Regions from separate parts of the Homo sapiens genome. Here region 2 is linked to region 1. The links are chromatin loops, found by intact Hi-C in ENCODE. Cell type or tissue: chondrocyte. All regions are shown on one strand. Each heading gives the region's core, and the rest is flanking DNA. Links, peaks and the distances in the headings are about the cores only. Region 1 overlaps FBLN1 (fibulin 1). Region 2 overlaps PHF21B (PHD finger protein 21B).

Region 1 (12,979 bases), core at 2,086-10,085:
CCAGCAGCCATGGCCAGGTGCCAGGACACTGAGGCTGAGGTGGGCTTTGCCGTTGCAGACATCGACGAGTGCGCCCTGCCCACCGGGGGCCACATCTGCTCCTACCGCTGCATCAACATCCCTGGAAGCTTCCAGTGCAGCTGCCCCTCGTCTGGCTACAGGCTGGCCCCCAATGGCCGCAACTGCCAAGGTGAGCAGGAGGGATGCCCTGGGGTCCCTCACGCTCTGCTTGGGGCCCTGCAATGTCGTGGGGCTGAGGCTGGGCTCGGGGGCTGTGCTTCCCCAACCCAAGGGCCACAGCACAGATGGAATGCATTCAGGAAAAGGAGGCCCACCCCATCCAAGGGGTGTCCTGGGGTCTGCAGCACCCTGGTCTCCTACACCCAGGCCCCAGCACACTTGTCCTCTGGATTGTCTGAGCCTGTGGCGGCTGCATCCGGCAGGAACACTTCAGCCCTCCTCCCCTCCCCTCAGCAGCCCCGTAAAGGCTGGAACAGAGGCCTTTAGGAAGATGCCCGCCAGGGAGGAAGCAGTCCAGGCCAGGGGATGGCGTGGCCTGGTGTGGGATGGCCCAGGGATACTCATGGCTATGGGTCAGCTCCAGCATCGGCTAAGTAATGGTGGCCAATGGCATTGGTTCTGCATTCAGCCCCCTTTTCTACGAATGCTCTAGGGGGCAGTGTGTGTCCCCCAGAGCCATCTGATAACCATCCATTCAATCACTGACAGCGGGTGCTGAGTAGATGTTTGTGAGCGCGTGATCCTCAGTGTACACACTGCGCCCAGAAGCTGAGTCATGGAGGTGGGGCTGTCCAGCCAGTTCCTCGGGAGCCCCACACAGGACTGTGGATCCTGGGGCTCTGGAAGCCCCCTGGGTCCCACAGATGTAGCTTCTGGTCATGAGGAAGGTGACTTTGATGAAAGGCAGGCAGGAGCTGCGGTGTTTCCTGGGAGGCCCCCTCCGCTTGCCCTGGGCTCTGGATGGAAGGCTGGTTGTGTCTGCATTTCTGACGGAGCAAATGACTTTTCTCCTGGCCAGGCTCCCTCACCACAGCCTGGGGTCCCGCCCAGACTCAGCATAAACACATTCCTGAGCCGGGCCTTTGAGGCTGGGGAGTGTTGTTTTTGCCACCGATGCTCAGGCATTTGGCACCTCTTAATGGATGTCTCCCAGGGTTGGTGACAGCCCCTGAGCCCCACTGTTTGGCTGCTCCAGAGTCTATGGGAGTTGGGCTGCTCCCCCATCTCCAGGGGCCTCTCAGTGTGGTGCCCCAGGCCCCATCCCAGGAGTCCCAGACCTGGTGGTTCCAGTCCACCCTGAACAGCCACCAACCCCAACACACAGGCAAGACGTATGATCCCTCGAAGGCTGTTTTTCTCATTGTTGTGTGGAGCTAGCAGCTCCTGCCCTTTTCTCCTAAGAGGTTGAGTCACACCTAGGGTAAGGGTGCTGAGCCTCGGGAGCCACAGAGAGGCTCTGGTTAGTTAGTGTATGGACTCTGATGCCAGCCTGCCCGGGTTCAAAGCTCAGCTCTGACATTTATAAAATGTGTGACCTCAGGCAGGTCTCTTAAGCTCTGTGAGCTCCTCATAAAATGAGGATCATAACAGTATCTGCCTCATTGAGTTCTTAGGAGGATTCAGTGACTTATCCTTGCGAGGTACTCCCAGGACCCATCATGTAGTGTTTACTTTTACCATCGTCACGCTCCCTCCAGGGATTGCGAATGATAAGTTAACACTCTATAAATGTAAATACCCTATAAATGTAAGAACTGGCACAGGACGCTGCTCTGAAGATCAGCCAGTGGAGGGCAGGGATGGCCTGATCGCCACCCCTAACCCTAGTTGATGGGAGGCCTGGGCTCCTCCGTCTCCAGATGGGTATGGCTCCTGCAGCCTCTGCCTTCACTGTGCTGCTGTGGGGTCTCTTGCAGACATTGATGAGTGTGTGACTGGCATCCACAACTGCTCCATCAACGAGACCTGCTTCAACATCCAGGGCGGCTTCCGCTGCCTGGCCTTCGAGTGCCCTGAGAACTACCGCCGCTCCGCAGCCACGTAAGTCCCTTGGACCATGCCATCGTCGTCTGTCTGTGTTGGCCTTCCTGGTGACCCAGTTCCCGGGTGGGTGGGTTATCAGGCTGTGACCTCGGTGTCCTCCCATGAGGGACTCAGGGCACTCAAAGATCACCTGATCCCTGGCCCTCAAGCCCCTAAATGCTAGTGACACTGGTCTCGGAAAGTCAAGGGGGTAACTGCAAATGAGTCTGGGGTCTATAGTCATGTTTTCAGGCCAAGGCTGTGCACAGAACCAGGAGAAACCACAGCCCTCTTTTTTCCTAGGGTGGAAGCCTTGGGCAAGCTCTCTGGGCCTCAGTTTCCTCATCTGTAACATGCAGATGTCAGAACGTGCTCTGACTGAGATGCATAGGTAGCAATGTCTCCATGTCAGCCCAAAGCCAGGGAGCCGATGTGACCTGTTGGACGTTGTTGTTAGGTGCCCACCTGAAAGCCAGAATTCGTCCAGCCTGGTGACCGTGTGGGAACGGCATCAAAGATTCCAGATCCTAAACGTGGGGCTGCGTGCCCCTATGTCTTTGTAAGCTCACTCACTCCTAGGCCATCACGGCGCCCACTTGAGACCACGGTTCCCACTTCCTATCCCCCTTGCCCCTAATTGTATTCAGAAAGTCTCATTTAGTGCCACAGTCAGTTGCTTCAGGAAAAGCTCCATGCTGGGACCGATCTCAGGACTGTGGACTTGTGACCTCTCCCAGCACTCTGAGTGCACGATGCAGGCAGCCAGCTGTTTCCGAGGCCTTGGCCCCTTGACCTTCAGCCTGCCTTGGGCTCTTGGCCAGCTGCCCCCGCGACCTGAGGGTCAGTGGTAGTGTCCACCTCTTGACCCTAGGGGCAGCTGCCCTGGCTTGTGGCATAGCAAGGCTTCTGGGTACCCGAGCAGCCCCGTTGTCCCTGGCAGCCCTCCATATTCTTCCTGGCTTTGCGATTCTCATTGGCTGGCCCAGCCATTTCCCTGTTTCCCAGCACGGATTTCTGTCTGCTTGAAAACCCAACATCTTGTTTCCTTCCTGAGCTTGGGTTAGGAAAAAGCTGCCCCAAAACTGGGTTTGCAAGTCTGTAGCATCCCGAAGAGCTCATGGTTATGCAACAGCCTGCCCCAGGCAGTGACACTGCTTCTCTGAGCCATTAAGAAAGTTCGATGGCCTTGGCTGCAGGCTGTGCAGCCGTCTGTCATTGTAAGTTCACTCTCTCCCCAGCCTTTGTCAGCGCCTGGGCTTGAGGATTCCAGGAGGCTGGCTGTGGTTGTGACCTCGATTTCTAACTTGCGCACAGTCGTGAAACCACCTTTCGAAGAGGGGGAGGCTGCCCTGCACAGGGGCCCTGGCGCCTCCTAAGCCTGAGGGTGGGCGGGTTGGCCATGTGTGCTGAGGTCATGGCTGAAATCAGGGGAACCCAGCTCCACCCCTCATGTTGGCTGTGGAAGCCTCTGCCACCCCTCAGTGCTGGAGAAAGTCGTTTCTTCCTGGACCTACTGCGTGCAGGCACCTGGGTAGACAGCCCACAGAGGGCTTTGTCCCCGCACAGGCTCCGCCTTCGGCGTGTGTGCTAGGAGGGAGGAGGGGACCCCACCTGGCTGGGCGTGAGGGTGGGCAGGGGGCTGTCTGGAGTGGGCCATGCCTGCATGGAGGTGGAAGGGGGAGCGAATTAGGCAGAAGCGGCGGGAGTATGGACACATGTGCGGTGAAATGGGGAGTTCAGCCTGAAACCTGGGCCCTGTGTGCTGTGCAGTAAGGGATTGAGCTGCTGGGCGCCTGGCTTGTTCCAGCCCTTGGACTCCCGGGACTGATAGTGAGGAGGGGCCACCCCCTCTCAGCACTGCTAACCCCTCAGACTGGAGTTTTGTATTTTACAGCCCCTTTTCCTGCTCATCAAAAATCGAAGCTGCTTAACACGTTTTTTCATCTAAGCTTCAGAAAGCAATTTTTAAAATCTAAAAGAGCCATATTTAGGAGGGACCCATGGCCGGCGCTTCTGTGGTTAACAACTCAGCAAGAGCGCCTCCTTCGGGAGCCTTGACAGACAGGACTGCAGAGTCCGCTGCTGTGCCTTTCTCTCTCTCTCCACTCAGACGGCTTCCATCTGGGGAACATCCCGGCGGCCGAGGGCTGGTAACTGGAGCATGACCCAGGAAGCTGGGCCGCAAACCACAGGGCTCGGCCTTGTGGACAGGACCAGGCTGTTACAGTCCTGCCCACACAATTCCCTTCTGCCCGCAGGAGGAAGTGTGCAAAGCTGTCCCACAGCCTTCATGGGGCCGGACACATCCTCTTTATCCCCTCAGTGGGGCCGGCGCCTGATGACCTGTGGTCTAGAAAGCTGGAGCAAAGCCGGGTGGCCTTGGTTGCCGCTTCCCGGGGATGGGACACGAGTGAACAGCTGTGGGCCTGAGGGTGTAACACGGTGGACGGTGGCAGAGATAGAGCCGTCGATGGCCCCCCTGCCTTGGCCAGTTCCTGGGGCTTGTCTCCCGGACGACGAGCGTGTGAAAGTCAGGAAAATGCCGGCAGGGATATCCACAAGCACCTGGGGTGGCCAGAACTGCCGTGCCTCCCAGGAGAAGGAGGGGGCCTAGAGGGCCTTTTTTCTCTGGTGTGTGGTGGCTTAGGATCATTTCCATAGAGCTTGAGGTGTTAGGGTCAAATGTGTTGAACTGGCAAGTTGGAGCACATTGTCCTCTAACGCATGACATGGCCCAGGATGGGTGGCCTGCTGAGGGGACATGTCTGGAAACCAGGGCCTGCGTGGCAGGGGGGGACGGGGCGGGCTCGCCTATGCCCTGCTCTGTAATACATTCAGTGATGACAACCCGTCCCTGACCTAGACACACTGGCTAAAAGGGATTTTTGGGCCGTTCCCAGTCTGACAGGCAGTTTGCCAGACAGTTATGTTTCTGGTGTTTTAAAAAGTTTGAGTAGAGCGAAGTACGATCATTGAAGCCAGGACTTACCAGGAAAATCAAGGACATGTTTATTTTTGTGCATTAGTCATTTGCAAAGCACATAGCGGGTGCCCCAGGCCCTGCTCTTTGTCCAGAAGGAGCCAGCCCAGAAACTCCTAGTGTAGAGAAGGTTTTGGGGTGCTCTGAGGAATGACTGTGTGGGGTCGGAGGGGGAGCCTCCAGGGGAGGAGTGACCAGTCGCTGTGTGTGATGACGGCGGGAGCTGCACCAGAACACCACGCACACCTCCCATTGCTTTCCTCCGCTTCCCTCTGGCAAAACAAATTCCATCCCTGGTTAGTACCCGCCATGCTGAGAGAAGCGGGAAGCCGAAATCCCACCAGGGCGACTCTAGCGCCACCTGCTGACCAGCCCCATCCAGGCTGGTCCTGAAGTTGCTGGTGTGTGTGCGTGTGCGCGTGCTTGTGTGTGTGCATACATTGTGTGTGTAAAAGCTTTGAAGTAAGACAGGCCGACTTTGAAAGCCAAGCTTGCCCCTTACGACACACCACGGAGCTATCAGCAAGTTCTGCATCCTCAATGGGCGTCTGTCTTCCAGCCAGTAGAGCGGGAGGACGATGGGAGACAGTGGAGGGAGCGAGTGGAAGGAAAGTCTGCTGCTTGCAGCCTGCTCCCTGCACCCGGAAGCGCAGTTCACCTGCACCCGGAAGCACAGCTCATGGGTCCCATGCTCCTCCCCCAGTTCACGGACGCTTTGGTCATAGCTCCTCAGAGGCCCCCCTGGGGGAGAGCTCTCAGATCGCCTGGAGCACTCCCGTTTGGCCTGGACCTGGGCATCTCTGGGGCAGGCCACCGCCAGCAGCACCCGTGCCCACCTTCTTTCCTGCCTCTGTTTTGGGCCCCTCCCAGGCAGGACTCCCCCGTTCAGTGCCCCTGACTCCCAGGCCAGTCCTTTCTAAGAGCTTGGAATGATCACTAGCCAAGTAAATGCAAGGCCTCCTGTCAGTCCTGACAAACCTGGAAAGAGGAGGTAAAAGGAGACCCCAGTCTCGATAAATGCCTCAAGCAAGTCCAAGTAACCCAGCACGAGACATGGAAACTTAAAAAGCCAAAAGGGAGATGTGATAGAAGGCCAGGACGAGAGGATGCTCCTGACCTCAGAATCCAGACACAGCCCAGATGGCAGGGCTTCCTGGAGCACCTGGGCCAGGTCCTCTGGGGCTCCGCACCTGGGCCCTGCTTCCTCAGGCAGCCACCTTCAGAGTATGATGGGCCAGGAGTTCAGTACACAGGAGACGACCCCTGTCCCATCTTGTGACAAGAAATTAGAACTTGTTACTATCCTGTAGCGGAAGATAATACCGATCTCCATCCTGTCACAGGAGGTTAGAATCTGTAACAGGAAGTTGGAATCTGTGCTCATCCTATACAGGAAGTTAGGACCCGTCCCCGTCTCCACCACAGGAAGTTAGGACCCGTCCCCGTCTCCACCGCAGGAGGTTAGGACCCGTCCCCGTCTCCACCGCAGGAGGTTAGGACCCGTCCCCGTCTCCACCGCAGGAGGTTGGGACCCGTCCCCGTCTCCACCCCAGGAGGTTGGGACCCGTCCGTGTCTCCACCGCAGGAGGTTGGGACCCGTCTCTGTCTCCACCACAAGAAGTTTGGACCTGTATTAGGGTTCTCTAGAGGGACAGAACTAATGGAATATACATATATATATATATATAAAATGGAATATATATATATATATATAAAATGGAATATATATATGGAATATATATATAAAGTGGAGTTTATTAAGGATTAACTCACATGATCACAAGGCCCCACAATAGGCCATCTCCAGGCTGAGGAACAAGGAGAGCAGTCTGAGTCCCAAAAATGAAGAAAAAATGAGTCCAATGTTTGAGGGCAGGAAGCATCCAGCACGGGAGAAAGATGTAGGCTGGGAGGCTAGGCCAGTCTCTCTTTTCACGTTTTTCTGCCTGCTTATGCTGTAGCCGTGCTGGCAGCTGATTAGTTGGTGCCCACCCAGATTAAGGATGGATCTGCCTTTCCCAGCCCACTGACTCAAATGTGAATCTTTTTTGGCAACACCCTCACAGACACACCCAGGATCAATACTTTGTATCCTTCAATCCAATCAAGTTGACACTCAGTATTAACCATCACAAGTCCACCCCTTGTCAACTTGAACCCATGCACATCTCCTGAGATCATACATAATCTTCAAATAAAGACAATAATAAGATCATAATTACACCTAACATAACTATACTTCATACGACCAGAAACTCACCAATCCCCAACCCAAATACTATTATATAAAGTTAACGATACTTAAATGCTGATGTGAATTCAATAAATCTTATGTCACTTGATAAAAGAGAAAGGAAATAAAATGAAGTCATTTTTGTTAGTACAAGTGTATACATGCACAAACATTTTTGATTGTTTTTTGTTTGTGTGTTTTTTAAGACAGAGTCTCCCTCTGTTGCCGAGGCTGAAGTGTGGTGGTGTGATTTTGTCTCACCGCAACCTCCACGTCCCGAGTTCAAGTGATTATCCTGCCTCAGCCTCCTGAGTAGCTGAGATTACAGGTGTGCACCACCATACCCAGCTAATTTTTCTATTTTAAGTAGAGATGGGGTTTCACCATGTGGGTCAGGCTGGTCTTGAGCTCCTGACCTCAAGTGATCCTCCCGCCTCGGCCTCCCAAAATGCTGGGATTACAGTCGTGAGCCACAGCACCTGGCCATGTTTTTAAAAGAAGGAGGAAATACTCACGACAATTACAGTCCTCGTTTCTGCAACTGGTCACATGGCTCGTAGCTGGTATTGATGACTGCCTTCTTCTACTACCCATTCTGTATTCCCTTTGCCTTCAGCAAGCACCTTGGCAGATCTTGTTTTTTTTTTTTCCTGGTGGAGTGACCCAAACCTTCATTCCTGAAGGGTCTGGGTCATTTGTAGTCCTGCCTGGATTGGGCTGTTGTAGTTTCCCATTGACCTTAATCACAGGGCATGGTAATACTGAGAGATGCCCTAATGGATCTCCTGTATTCCATGCATACTCTAACTTATCTTCATTTTGGAGTAGTAGACTGATTTCATCTTGATAGTCTGGGTCAGCCACCCCAGCCAACACTGTAACTCCCTTCTTAGCCTGTTGACTTAAAGGTAGGAGGAGCTTCAAGTGTCCAGGTGGCAATCTTAATTTCCAGTTTAATGGAATCCTTGTTCTGTCTCCTGGTGGCGGCGTTCCTCCCTCTGGAACTAAGACCTCTAGGCCAGCAGAACGTAATGTTGCAGGAACAGGAAGCAAAAATTTTGCTAGTGGATCACTAGGGGTGATGGTGAGTGGTGCCACTTCCATTTCCACCCTTGGATGCCTGGACCCGTGAATCCTGGCTATGGGAGAAACAGTGCCATAATATTGGACCCTGATTCAGAGCATACATGGCCTTCTGTAGAACTTTGTCCCAGCCCTGCAAAGTACTGTCACCTAGTTGGCATTGTAATTGTGACTTCAAAAGGCCATTCCACTATCCTATCAATCTACCTGCTTCACGACGATGGGGAACATGGTAAAACCAGTGAATTCCATGAGCATGAGCCCACTGCCACACCTCTTTAGCAGTAAAGTGAGTGCTTTGGTCAGAGGCAATGCTGTGTGGAATACCATGAGGGTGGATAAGGCATTCTGTGAACCCACGGATGGTAGTCTTGGCAGAAGCATCGTGTGCAGGATAGGCAAACCCATATCCAGAGTAAGTGTCTATTCCGGTGAGGACAAACCTCTGCCATTTCCATGATGGAAGAGGTCCAGTATAATCAACCTGCCACCAGGTAGCTGGCTGATCACCCCGAGGCATGGTGCCACATCGAGGGCTCAGTGTTGGTCTCTGCTACTGGCGAATTGGGTACTCAGCAGTGGCCATATCCAGGTCAGCCTTGGTGAGTGGAAGTCCATGTTGCTGAGCCCATGTGTAACCTCCATCCCTGCCACCATGGCCACTTTGTTCATGGGTCCATTGGGCAATGACAGGGGTGGCTGGGGAAAGAGGCCGAGTGGTGTCCACAGAATGAATCATCCTATCCACTTGATTATTAAAATCCTCCTCTGCTGAGCTCTTTTATGTGATATGGTGAGCACTCTCATGTGATACAAATATCTTCACAGTTTTTGACCACTCAGAGAGGTCTATCCACATACCTCTTCCCCAAATTTCATTGTCATCAATTTTCCAATCATGCTTCTTCCAAGTCCCTGACCATCCAGCCAAACCATTGGCCACAGCCCATGAATCAGTATGTAATCGCACATCTGGTCATTTCTCCTTCCATGCAAAGTGCACAACCAGGTGCATTGCTTGAAGTTCTGCCCACTGGGAAGATTTCCCTTTGCCACTGTCCTTCAGGGATGTCCTAGAAAGGGGCAGTAGTGCTGCAGCTGTCCACTTTCGGGTGGTGCCTGCATATCGTGCAGAATGATCTGTGAACCAGGCCCTAGTCTTCTCTTCCTCTGTCAGATGATCGTAGGGAACTCTGCATGAGGCCATCGGTGCAGGCTGGAGAAGAGAAGGCAAGTTGGCAGGAGTGGAGACCACGGGCATTTGAGCCACTTCCTCATGTAACTTAACTTGTGCCTTCAGGACCTGCTCAAGCCCGATCACGTATATACCACTTCCATTTGATGATGGAATGCTGCTGTTCATGACCAACTTTATGGCTAGATGGGTCAGAAAGCACCCAGTTCATGATAGGCAGTTCAGGTCATATGGTGACTTGATGACCCAGAGTCAAACATTCAGTTTCCACCAAAGCCCAGTAACAGGCCAAGAGCTGTCTCTCAAAAGGAGAGTAGTTATCTGCAGAAGATGGCAGGGCCTTGCTCCGAAAGCCTAGAGACCGCCACTGTGATTCACCTATGGGGGCCTGCCAAAGGCTGCAGCCAGCATCCTTATCTGCCACTGACACCTCAAGCAACATTGGATCTGCTGGGTCATATGGCCCAAGTGGCAGAGCAACTTGCACAACAGCCTGGACCTGTCATAGAGCTTTCTCCTGTTCTGGACCCCACTCAAAACTGGCAGCCTTTCAGGTCACTCGATAAATGTGCTGGAGTAACACTCAAACGAGGAATGTGTTGCCTCCAAAATCCAATAGGCCCACTAGGCGTTGTGTCTCTTTCTTGGTTGTAGGTGGGGCCAAATGCAGGCAACTTATCCTTCACCTTGGAATATCTCGACAGGCCCCAAACCACTGGACCCCTAGAAATTTTACTGAGGTAGAAGGTCCCTGAATTTTATTATCAGATTTATTTTCCATCCTCTGGCATGCAAATGTCTCACTAATAAGTCCAGTGTGTTTGCTACTTCTCACTTACTGGATCCAATCAGCATAATGTCACCAATTTAATGGACCAGCGTGATATCTTGCAGAAGCGAAATGCGATCAAGGTCTCTCCGAATAAGATTATGACATGAATAAGATTATGACACAAAGCCGGAGAGTTGATACACCCCTGAGGTATGACAGTGAAGGTATATTGCTGGCCTTGCCAGCTGAAGACAAATTGCTTCTGGTGGGCCTTGGAACAGGAATGGAGAAAAAGGCATTTGTCAAGTCAGTGGCTACATACCAGGTACCAAGAGATATGGTAATTTGCTCAAGCAATGAAACCACATCTGGTACAGCAGCTGCAAATTGGAGTCACCACTTGGTTAAACTTACGATAATCCGCTGCCGTTCACCAAGATCCATCTGTCTTCTGCACAGGCCAAATGGGAGAGTTGAACCGGGATGTGGTGGGAATCACCACCCCGCGTCTCAAGTTTTTGATGGTGACACTAATCTCTGCAATCCCTCCGGGAATACGATATTGTTTTTGATTTACTGTTTTTCTAGGTAGAGGCAGCTCTCATGGCTTCCATTTGGCCTTTCCAACCATAAAAGCCCTCACCCTACCAGTCAGGGAGCCAGTGTGGGGGTTCTGCCAGCTGCTAAGTATGTCTCTGCCAATTCTGCATTCTGGCACTGGGAAAATGACCACAGGATGAGTCCGGGGACCCACTGGACCCACTGTAAGTCAGACCTGAGCTAAAACTCCATTAATTACCTGACCTCCTTAAGCCCCTATTTAACTGGAGGGCCACAATGACGTTTTGGGTCCCCTGGAATCAACCTCAGCTCAGAATCAGTGTCCAATAGTCCCCAAAATGTCTGATCATTTCCCTTTCCCCAATGCAGTTACTCTGGTAAAAGGCCAGAGGTCTCTTTGGGGAAGGATGGGAGAAAGATTCACTGCATAAATTGTCAGTAATGTAGTGGGGTCCTTCCTCAAGAGGACCCGCCTCCCCTTCATTCAAGGGGTTCTGGGTCTGTAAACTGGTTCAAGTCTGGAAATTGATTGAGGGGCCGTGATTCTCTTTTTTTGTAATTCAAATTAGTCTTTTGTCCACTTGATCTAGAAGTTTTCGGCTTATACAAATCAAGTAGGAATGCAGTAGGCTTCCTATCAATTTCACTTCTAGGAACACTGTGATTAATTAGCCAATGCCAGAGCTCTACACGAGACAGACTATTCTGATTGCTGCTTTGCCTCTGCTGTCCATTACAGAAGCTACACCCACCTTGCCTTTGATGGTTGAGTGCTGTCACTTGGCCACTGCCACCTCAGGATCCAATTATTTCCATTGTATTTAAATTTTGTAGTTGAGTGACTGTGGTTCCCACTGTTAGATCTGACATACCAAGACGAGCAATTACAGGGCTCTTCAAAGATGCAGGTGCTGCCCTCACAAATCTGTTTCGAAAGACATTGGTCAAGGGTATATCTTCTGAATCCTCCCAACTTGGTTGAGTAGGTCTAAAGTGACTAATCCACTCCACCATCCCAATCTCCCTAAGTCTTTGGATTCCTTCCTCTACATTAAACCAAGGAAGACCAAGCATTTCCAGCTTGCTCACAGTGGGCCATCTCTTCATCCGTATTTCAGCTAAACCAGCAAATAAACTATTAGAACCTTTTTTAACTCCCCGAGTTGCAACATTAAATGCAGAGTCCCTGCTTAGTGGGCCTAAATCTGTAAATTCAGCCTAATCCAACGCTATGTTCCTTCCACCATTCTCCGACACCCTTAATATCCATTCTCATGCCCGTTCTCCAGATTAGTTTCTATAAATTAGAAAACTCAAGCAGTTCTTTTCGAGTGTAGCTCACTTCCTCATGGGTCACACTCTCAACCTCATCTCTAGGGGCCCGCCAGGACTTTAGTCTAGTTATAGGTCTAGAGGCAAACAGGGGTGTTAGGGGTGGCTCCTGAGGAGAATCAACATTATCTTGCCTGGCAACTGCCTCACAGGAGGCCATCACTGTTGCCTCAGGCAGCGTGGGGTTTATCTCCTTAGACAAAGGTGGAAAGGCTGATGGGTCGGGGCGGGGATGTTGCCACTACTGGGGATGGGGAAGCTGTTAAGCTGTTTCTTCTGGCAAAAAAGATTCATCAGAGTTTATAAACTCAGTGTCCCCAGCTTCATCAGGCTCCTCCCACATGTCCCCATTCCAAGTTGCAGGGTCCCATTCTTTTTCAATCAATGCCCTCACTTTAACAGCAGACACCTGGCGAGGCTGTGCATGCATCTTTCATTGCAGGTCAGCCACTCGCATGATAAGAGCTTGTGTCTGTTTTTCCACAATTTCAGCTCTTCCTCTACAGGAGATAAGACTCTCACTCAGGGCAATCTTAGCAGATTTGAGGCTCAGTATCTGCTTCTGAAGCTGGGAGATGGAATCCCTGAGTTCATAATTTTCTTTCATCACTTTGTCCACTAAACTTAGGAGCAACCAACCAGCTTCATTATGTTCCTTGGTTCTCCACATATGATCAAAGATATTATGTATAGAGTCACTAAACTTGCCTCATGAGCGATGAATCAGGAGTTTCAAATGCGTTTATTTTTCATAACTCTCTAAACAGTTCATGCCAAGGA
Region 2 (8,000 bases), core at 1-8,000, 580 kb before region 1:
CCTTGCATACCACCTGGTCCAGCACAAAGTAAGGCATGAAGCAGGCGCCCCACAGCTGCTAATAAACACATAAGAAAACAGGCTCAGGGAGGTTAAGCAACTCCTATCCCTGGGTTGCAGTTGGGGGGAGAGATGAGGGTTCCAGTGGGCTCAGGACAGGGTCACCCATACCGGCTGCACTGAATGCTTTAGGGTGGGCAACACTGTGTCTGCTCAGACCTGCAGGCCCTCCCCTAATGAATGACAGGGCTGGGTCTTGGGGGAGCCCTCACAGTAGAAAACATGAATGAGAGATAAAGGCTTGGCTTTGAAATTCAAGTTCCTTTGTATTCTTCATCAACTTCTTACCAGAGACATGACTCAGATGGGCTTTCCCAGACCTGATCGCTTTGATGTTGCTAATGAAAATATGAAAGGTGATTAAGGAGGACGTTTCTTTTTTCTTTTGACTTTGGTAAAATGTATCATGAGTGACGGATTTGGGCATTTCGGCCTGTTGTGCATTTTCATCATTTTGTTAAGAGGGGAAAAAACCTGAAAAGCCAAAGAAGCTTGAAACCAAGTGTTGGCGGACGCTGCTGCTCAGTGGAACGAGGAAGCCGAAAACCGAGTGTTGGCAGACGCGGCTGCTCAGTGCAATGAGGAAGCCGGAAACCGAGTGTTGGCGGACGCGGCTGCTCAGTGGAACCAGGAAGCCGGTGCTGGCTCTCCAGGCCCACACTGCACGCCCTGACATGGCTCCTCAGTGGAAACTCCTCATGTACGTCGGCTCAGGGTGCTCTGGGCAGAAGCGGACATCGTGTGGGTCCTTGAAAGCCCTCACTCAGTCAGTCAACAAACACTGAGCACCTGCTGCATGTCCCACCCAGGTGGAGCTGAGCTTCTCCTAGGACAAATAGGATTCTGCCCCTCTCCCTGTCCCAAAGCTGTGTGCAAAGGAGCTGTGTGTCCGTCCCCCTACAGACAGGGACTGTGTCTTTGCTGCCAGACAACTTGGGCCCTGGCACAGGCCTGGTGCCAAGGCCCAAGTAGGCCAAGGAAGTAGGGGCGGGGGAGGGAGGTTGGCAGGCAGGGCGCTCAGAGATGAGGAGGCACACCCTCCCCGCCATGCAGGAGGTCCTCAGCTGTGAGAATGACACCAGGTGACTGTCACTTTAACAAACTCCCACTCCGGGCTCTGATGACCCTCAGCTTTGTTGTCAGAATTAAGTGCAAACACTATGACTGACTCCCCACCCCCAGTCATCACAGCCCGGTGGAGTCTGTGTGTCTGTGTTTAATACAGAAGTCCCCGAGGGGCTGCATTCCCTTCAGGTCCTCAGGCCCCAGTCAGAGAAAACGGGGTCTGCTGGTCTCCACCCTGTCCCCTCCCTGTCCCTGGACCCTGGGTCCGCCAAAGAAGCAAAGAGAAGATTCAAGTGCACTCAACCTATGCACATCAACTTCCAGATTGGCAGATGTCAGCTCCCACCCCTGAAACCAGAAAAAAGTTAAGCAAACTGAAAATCAGTGACTTTTCTTAGAATCCTCAGAAAATTGAGGTTACAGGACAAACAGCCAACCCTAAAACTAAAGAGACAGGCGGAGACAGAGAACCACAGCTCACAGTGAGGACAGGCTGCTGGAGCCAGGAACTGGGAGGAACAAAAAGGCAACTTCAGCGAACTGCTCAAGCTGAGTGGGGGCTACCTCAAGACTTAAAACCTAGGGGCTCAGCGTGGGGTGGGGGGCACACTTTTATAAGGCTTACCTTCAGAAACCCCACCAGGGTCTCCAAGTGAATACTGGAGAAAAATCCCACTGTGCTTGACTGGGGTGAGGGGAAAAGGAACCATTCTGAAACACAACTAACATATACAGAGTACCCACTGTATTCCCAGCTTTCTCAAGACAGTGTAAGGGTGGGGTCGCCATGGGAGAGGAAAGTGTGGCTCTTGTCCCCAGAAGCTATGCAACTAGCTGAACAAGACCTAGCCCAGCACTGGGAAGTCAGGGAAGACTTCTTGGAGGAGGTGGTGCCAAGTCAATTCTTAACAAATTAGCAGGAATAAGCCAGAAGAGGAGGCAGGTAAGGACAATGTAGGCAGAATTAGCAGAAACAACACTAGGGGCGTAGTTTTTGGACACCAGTGAGACACCCTGGCCAGGCTGACACTCCTCCTTGCTCAGAAGTACTAAAAGCTTTGGGCTGAGGCCACAGCAGACAGGCGTGACTATCAGTTCCATTCTCTGCCTGGAGTGTTTGTGTGTGATGCTGTAAACGTGCATATGCGGCCAGGTGCGGTGGCTCACGTCTGTAATCCCAACACTTTGGGAGGCCGAGGCAGGTGGATCACTTGAGGGCCAGGAGTTCGAGACCAGCCTGACCAACATGGCGAAACCCTGTCTCTACTAAAATATAAAAATCAGCTGGGCATGGTGGCGGATGCCTGTAGTCCCAGCTACTCGGGAGGCTGAGGCAGGAGGGTCACTTGAGGCCAGGAGGTTGAGACTGCAGTGAGCCATGATCGCACCACTGCACTCCAGCCTGGGCGACAGAGACCCTGTCTTAAAAAAAAAAAAAAAAATGCATATGCTTAAGGACACAGAGGTCTGCACAAACACACCCTGACATGACACATGCTTACATTTTCACCCAAACAGCCGACATACCCACATGTGTTGGTACCACCCTGCACAAAGTCCTACATCCGTGCAGCTTACATTGAGTTTTAACACTAGGCAAATCCACTGTGACCACAGCGGGTCACTTCCGGGCCCTCGTCACCACCTGACCTGCTCATAGATGCAGCCTGGTGCTATACAGTGTGTGTCCAATCAGACCAGAAATTGGAGGAGAAAGAGAGCTCTTCAAACAGCAGGTATCCCGCCTCCCATGCTGGGTTTACAGTTCAAATCAGAGCGCTGAGCGTGAATATGATTTAGATCTAATAAGACCAGGGTGGTATATGGAGATATAGATGCCAACCAATTTGTTTCAATGAATAGCGTAATATTCTCTGTTATTGAAAATTCTGATCATATTAATACCACTCAGTACCCAATCATTGAACAAGCAGATCAAAATGAAATGTGAATTAACACATGGGTGTTGTGATGAGAAACAAACATCCTACAATTCAAAGCTGAAAGAATCCTCAGACATCCTCCTGTCGGTCTCTGTCTCTCCTCCAGCATGGAGCCACAGCCTGTCCTGGACGCTGACCCCACCTTCTCCTCTCTCTCCACCTGCTCCCCAATCTGCACCCTTGGCTGAGGGAAGAGAGCAGAGAATCTTCCTGAAGCCCCCATCACCATCCTCCTCTCACCCCTTCTCCATCAAACCCACCTTTTCTCCAGGGAAGCAGAATCAAGGGTCCAAGCTCCTGGCTGAGACACTTCAGCTCCCTCAGCCAGCCCCACGCCTGGGATGAGCCCAAGGAGTGACCAGCACCTGCCTGGCCTTGGACTCCCCCTCTGGCCACCGTGACACTGTTCCTTCCGGAGCAGGAAGCGCCTTTGGGTGGGTGTCTCACAGAGCCATAAGAGGCCCCTGTCCCTCCCCTCCCTCCAGCCAGCCTAGAAAGTGTATGGAGAGCAGGCGTCCCTCTAGGCCTGGTGACATCGGTACTGCACATGGAGTCCCCTCATGAGTCGCAAGCAGGTCTCATCACTGGGCGCCCTCCTGCCCTGACAGCAGAGAGGGTTTTCTAAGCATTTACAGAACACCGAGCTATGCTGCGCACTGTGGCATGAGCTTCTTCCAGCTCATCTCAGCCTACGAGGAAGGCAGGAGGGAACCCAGGCTCCTGCCACCTTCCTCCCCAAAGCTGCGGCCAAATCAGCGAGGGAAGCCCACGGCCACGCCCAGTAAAGAGGCTGCCCTGAGTGCTGTCCGTGGTGCTGAACCAGCAGGGCTCTTGGGGCCAGCGGGTCCTCCCACCCAGGGCTCCACTTCCAACTCGCCCAGGAGAGGGCGCTGGTCAGTTTTGCTTCATTTCCAGAATTTACCTTGGTTAAAAAGAAAACCTATTTTAAAAATTTTGGGTTGGGCACAGTGGCTCACGCCTGTAATTCCCAGCATTTTGGGAGGCCAAGGCAGACGGATTGCTTGAGTTCAAGAGTTCGAGACCAGCCTGGGCAACATGGCGAAACCTCATCTCTACAAAAAAATTCAAAAAATTTGGCCTGGCATGGTGGTGCACACCTGTAGTCCCAGCTACTCAGGAGGCTGAGGTGGGAGGATCACCCGAGCCCAGGAGGCTGAGGCTGCAGTGGGTCATGATTGCGCCACTGCACTCTAGCCTGGGCGACAGAGCAAGACCCTGTCTCAAGAAAACATTTTGTTTTTAATTGACACATAACTACATATTCATGGGGTACAGTAGGATATTTTGATGCATGTACATATTGTGTAATCATCAAATCAAGGTATTTAGCATATCCATCGCCTCATACATTTATTATTTCTTTGTGGTGAGAACACTCAAAATCCTCTCTTCACACTGTCTTAAGATACATAATACCATATTGTTAGCACAACAGTCACCCTGCTGTGCAATGGAACACCAGAACTATTCCTCCCACCTAACTGTAACTTTGTACCCATTGACCAATCTTTCCCTATCCAAACTTTTAAAATGTGGACTTCATGCCATTTTAGAAGGAAAAAAGCAAAATTACAATTCACATTTCACAATTTACACAGTTGGTTTCATGCACTTTTGACTGTTCCGTCTTGTTTCTGCAAGTTATACAAGTTGCAGCCTCTGGGGAGCTGGAAGTGTCCTGTCCCTGGAGGTCCTTGTATGTCCAAGGACAGCCCAGACCCATCTGCCTGTACTAAAGCACAGAATTTCACATTTGAGGCAGGAAGCCCCACACCTACAGGCCCATTTAAAAACATACAGATGTTTTATTAAGTACTGAAGAGAGATTAAAGGTTCTAAAACGTGTAACATTTGAAGAATAATACCAGAAGCATCCATGTACATAGCACTCGGGTTAAGAAAGTGGCCAGGGCCGGGCGGGGGCTCACAATGCAGTCCCAGCACTTTAGGAGGCCCAGGTGTGAGGACCGCTTGAGCCCAGCAGTTCAAGACCAGCCTGGGCAACATGGCAAAACCCTGTGTCTACAAAAGATGCAAAAAAGGTGGCACACTCCTGTAGTCCCTGCTATTAATACTAGGGAGGCTGACCTGGGCCCGAGAGGGTGAGGCTGCAGTGAGCTGTGATCATGTCACTGCACTCCAGCCTGGATGACAGAATGACACCCTGTCTCAAAAAGAAAAGAAAGAAAAAAACGAAGAAAGGAAAAAATAAAATAAATATTCACTTTGAAATCCTCCACTCGCTACAGGTAACTACTACTATTTTGTATTTTTCATTCCCAGACTTTTTTTTTAATAGTTTACCACATATGTATATCAAAAAGTGTATCAGGCCAGGCACGGTGGTGGCTCACACCTGTAATCCCAGCACTTTGGGAGGCCGAGGTGGGCAGATCACCAGAGGTCAGGAGTTTGAGACCAGCCTGGCCAACATGGTGAAACCCCATCTTTACTAAAAATACAAAAATTAGCCAGGTGTGGTTGTGTGCGCCTGTAAGCCCAGCTACTTGGGAGGCTGAGGCAGGAGAATCACTTGAACCTGAGAGGCGGAGGTTGCAGTGAGATGCGATCATACCTCTACACTCCAACCTGGGTGACAGAGCGAGACTGTGTCTCAAAAAAAAAAAAAAGGATATCGCTTGTTTTTTGGGATGGGATCTTGCTCTGTCACCCAGGCTGGAGTGCAGTGGCATAATCATGGCTCACTGCAGCCTCAACCTCCTGGGCTCAGGCGATCTTCTCACCTCAGCCTCTAGAGTAGCTGGGGCTACAGGTGCATGCCACCACACCCAGCTCATTTTTCATTTTTTTTTTTTTTTGTAGAGATGGAGTTTTACCATGTTGCCCAGGCTGATCTCGAACTCCTGGCCTCAAGTAATCCTCCCACCATGGCCTCCCAAAGTGTGTGATTACAGGTGTGAGCCACTGCACCTGGCCTGCATGTTTTGAACTTTAATTAAATGAAATCATATGAAGTTTTCTTCTGCAACTTTTTGAAGAAAACTTCAACTCCAAGCTCCCAAGAGTCAAGGTTGTTGCACGTGGCCTCACTCATTCCTTTTCCTTGCTGTAGACACAGTGCATACATGTGCATATTTATCCATTATCCATCAGTGGTGGCCACATTCTGTTGTATTTCATTTTGGCTGCTAGGATTTTCAGGCCTCCCAGGACACGTGTGTAATAATTTCTCTATGGGAAATACCTACAAGTGGGATCTCCGGTTTGCAGGAGATGTACATCTCCCCTCATCTTTACTAGATGTTTCCGAATTGTTTTCCAAATTCTCCCACTTCCCACCCAGCAGCACTCCTCACACCCAGGAGCCCCCAACACCGTCATCATTCTCCTTCAGTGTTGGTATTCGTCTGGAAGAAACAAAAAGGACTCTCCCTGTGATTTTGTTTTTGTTTGTTTTGTTTGTTTTTTGAGATGGAGACTCCCTGCGATGCCCAGGCTGGAGTGCAGTGGCGCGATCTAGGCTCACTGCCACCTCCGCTTCCCGGGTTCAAGCGATTCTCCTGCTTCAACCTCCTAAGTAGCTGGGACTATAAGCATGCGCCACCACACCTGGCTAATTTTTGTATTTTCATAGAGACAGGGTTTCTCCATGTTGGTCAGGCTGGTCTCAAACTCCTGACCTCAAGTGATCCACCCGCCTCGGTCTCCCAAAGTGCTGGGATTACAGGCGTGAGCCACCACGCCCAGCCTCCCTGTGGTTTTCATCAGCATTTCTCTGATTCGGGTAAGGCATCCTCCCAATTGTAGAATGACCGCCCTTTTTTCCTCTTCTACTACACCTGCCCAATCTCCTGGCTCCCGTAGGAGCTAACCAATCTCCTGGCTCCCATAGGCGAAGGCTGTTGACAAGATGGTTTCATTCTGAGGAACAAAGGATGTGTCCACAGGGGAACCAGGTGGCCACTGCTGTGTAGACTCTGCGTGCAGCTGCTGCATCTGGAGATCCCAGGTGAGGCAGGCCCACTGGCCCCGGGGAGAAAACGCAGGACAGGGCATCTTCCCAGTTCACAGCCTCACCCCCAGTAACAACCACCCCCTGCAATGAAACTGCACTTTGGGCTCAGAAAACATTTCTTCCAGCTTTGTCCCTTTCCAGCACCCCTAGACCTCGCTGCCACGTGGCTCAGGCAGCTCCAGCTGCAGCCCCCTAAGGGTAGACCACATCTGGTTCATTCTCTCCTGCACCCACAGTGCTTGGCAGAGATCTAGAGTGTGGAGGATCCTCCTGCTGGCTTGGGGGCAGTGGGGTACAGGGAGGAGGTGCCATCTGGGGGCTGCCTCTCTGAGCAGCCCTGGTCCTTTGGTATTGGCGGCCTGATGAACACAGTGGCCAAGGCCAAGTTCACGTGTGACACCAGGGAAAGAGCAGCCAACACTCCAGAGGCTGTCGTGGTCTCTGACAGGCACCCGAGGTCGTGCAAGGGCACTCAGGAGGCAGTCTTAAGGACAGGCGGGGCTGCAGGACTGCCAGCCCCCTCCCAGCCATAGGAAGGCAGACCCTGACCCCTTCCTGCAGCCCCTGGAGGGCAGCCAGTGGCAGAAAGGAAAGGTTGTCTCATGTCTGCCCAGTGTCCTCCCCAGCCTTCTCCAACTCTGGCCTGTGACGTGCCCAGCGCCGTGGCAGCTGTGCCTCTCCCCTCTTGGCTCCTCCAGCTCCTTCCCTGCTCAGAGGGAGACTTGGTGTCCATGACTATCTCCATTTACCGGCTGTGTGTGCTCAGACACTTTAAGCTGTGCCCAGTTTATGGTGTTTGGGCTTTCAAAATGTCTTGTTGTCTTGCTTGTTTTTGTTCATTGAGGTAAAACCATTGACATAATATAAAAGTAACCATTTCACTTCTGTAATCCTAGCACTTTGGGAGGCTGAGGCAGGGGGATCATTTGAGGTCA

Evidence for each region. Peaks named below come from ENCODE experiments on the same cell type or tissue, not always from the same donor. Only the 100,000 strongest peaks of a DNase experiment are listed, where the experiment ranks them.
Region 2: it touches region 1 in a loop (3-fold over the local background); 2 of 110 quality-filtered maps call a loop at or near these places.

What each region holds. Positions count from the first base shown.
Region 1 is chr22:45,548,555-45,561,533 of GRCh38, forward strand. FBLN1 (fibulin 1) reads left to right here. Exons shown (of 17, transcript NM_006486.3): 13 at 59-190; 14 at 1,938-2,061. Among named protein-coding and RNA genes, the nearest start is that of LINC01589, 51 kb to the right of the region's middle. RefSeq lists enhancers at 1-604, 5,293-5,402. In chondrocyte, for the core only: CTCF peaks have their summits at 4,082, 4,288, 5,399 (motif pointing left) and 5,673; DNase peaks (open chromatin) are centred at 2,917, 3,537, 4,167, 4,297 and 3 weaker places.
Region 2 is chr22:44,971,860-44,979,859 of GRCh38, forward strand. The region is part of intron 2 of PHF21B (PHD finger protein 21B); the gene reads right to left. Among named protein-coding and RNA genes, the nearest start is that of PHF21B, 34 kb to the right of the region's middle. RefSeq lists silencers at 3,770-4,064, 3,794-3,963 and an enhancer at 7,490-8,000. In chondrocyte, for the core only: CTCF peaks have their summits at 3,971 (motif pointing right) and 4,172; a DNase peak (open chromatin) is centred at 3,880.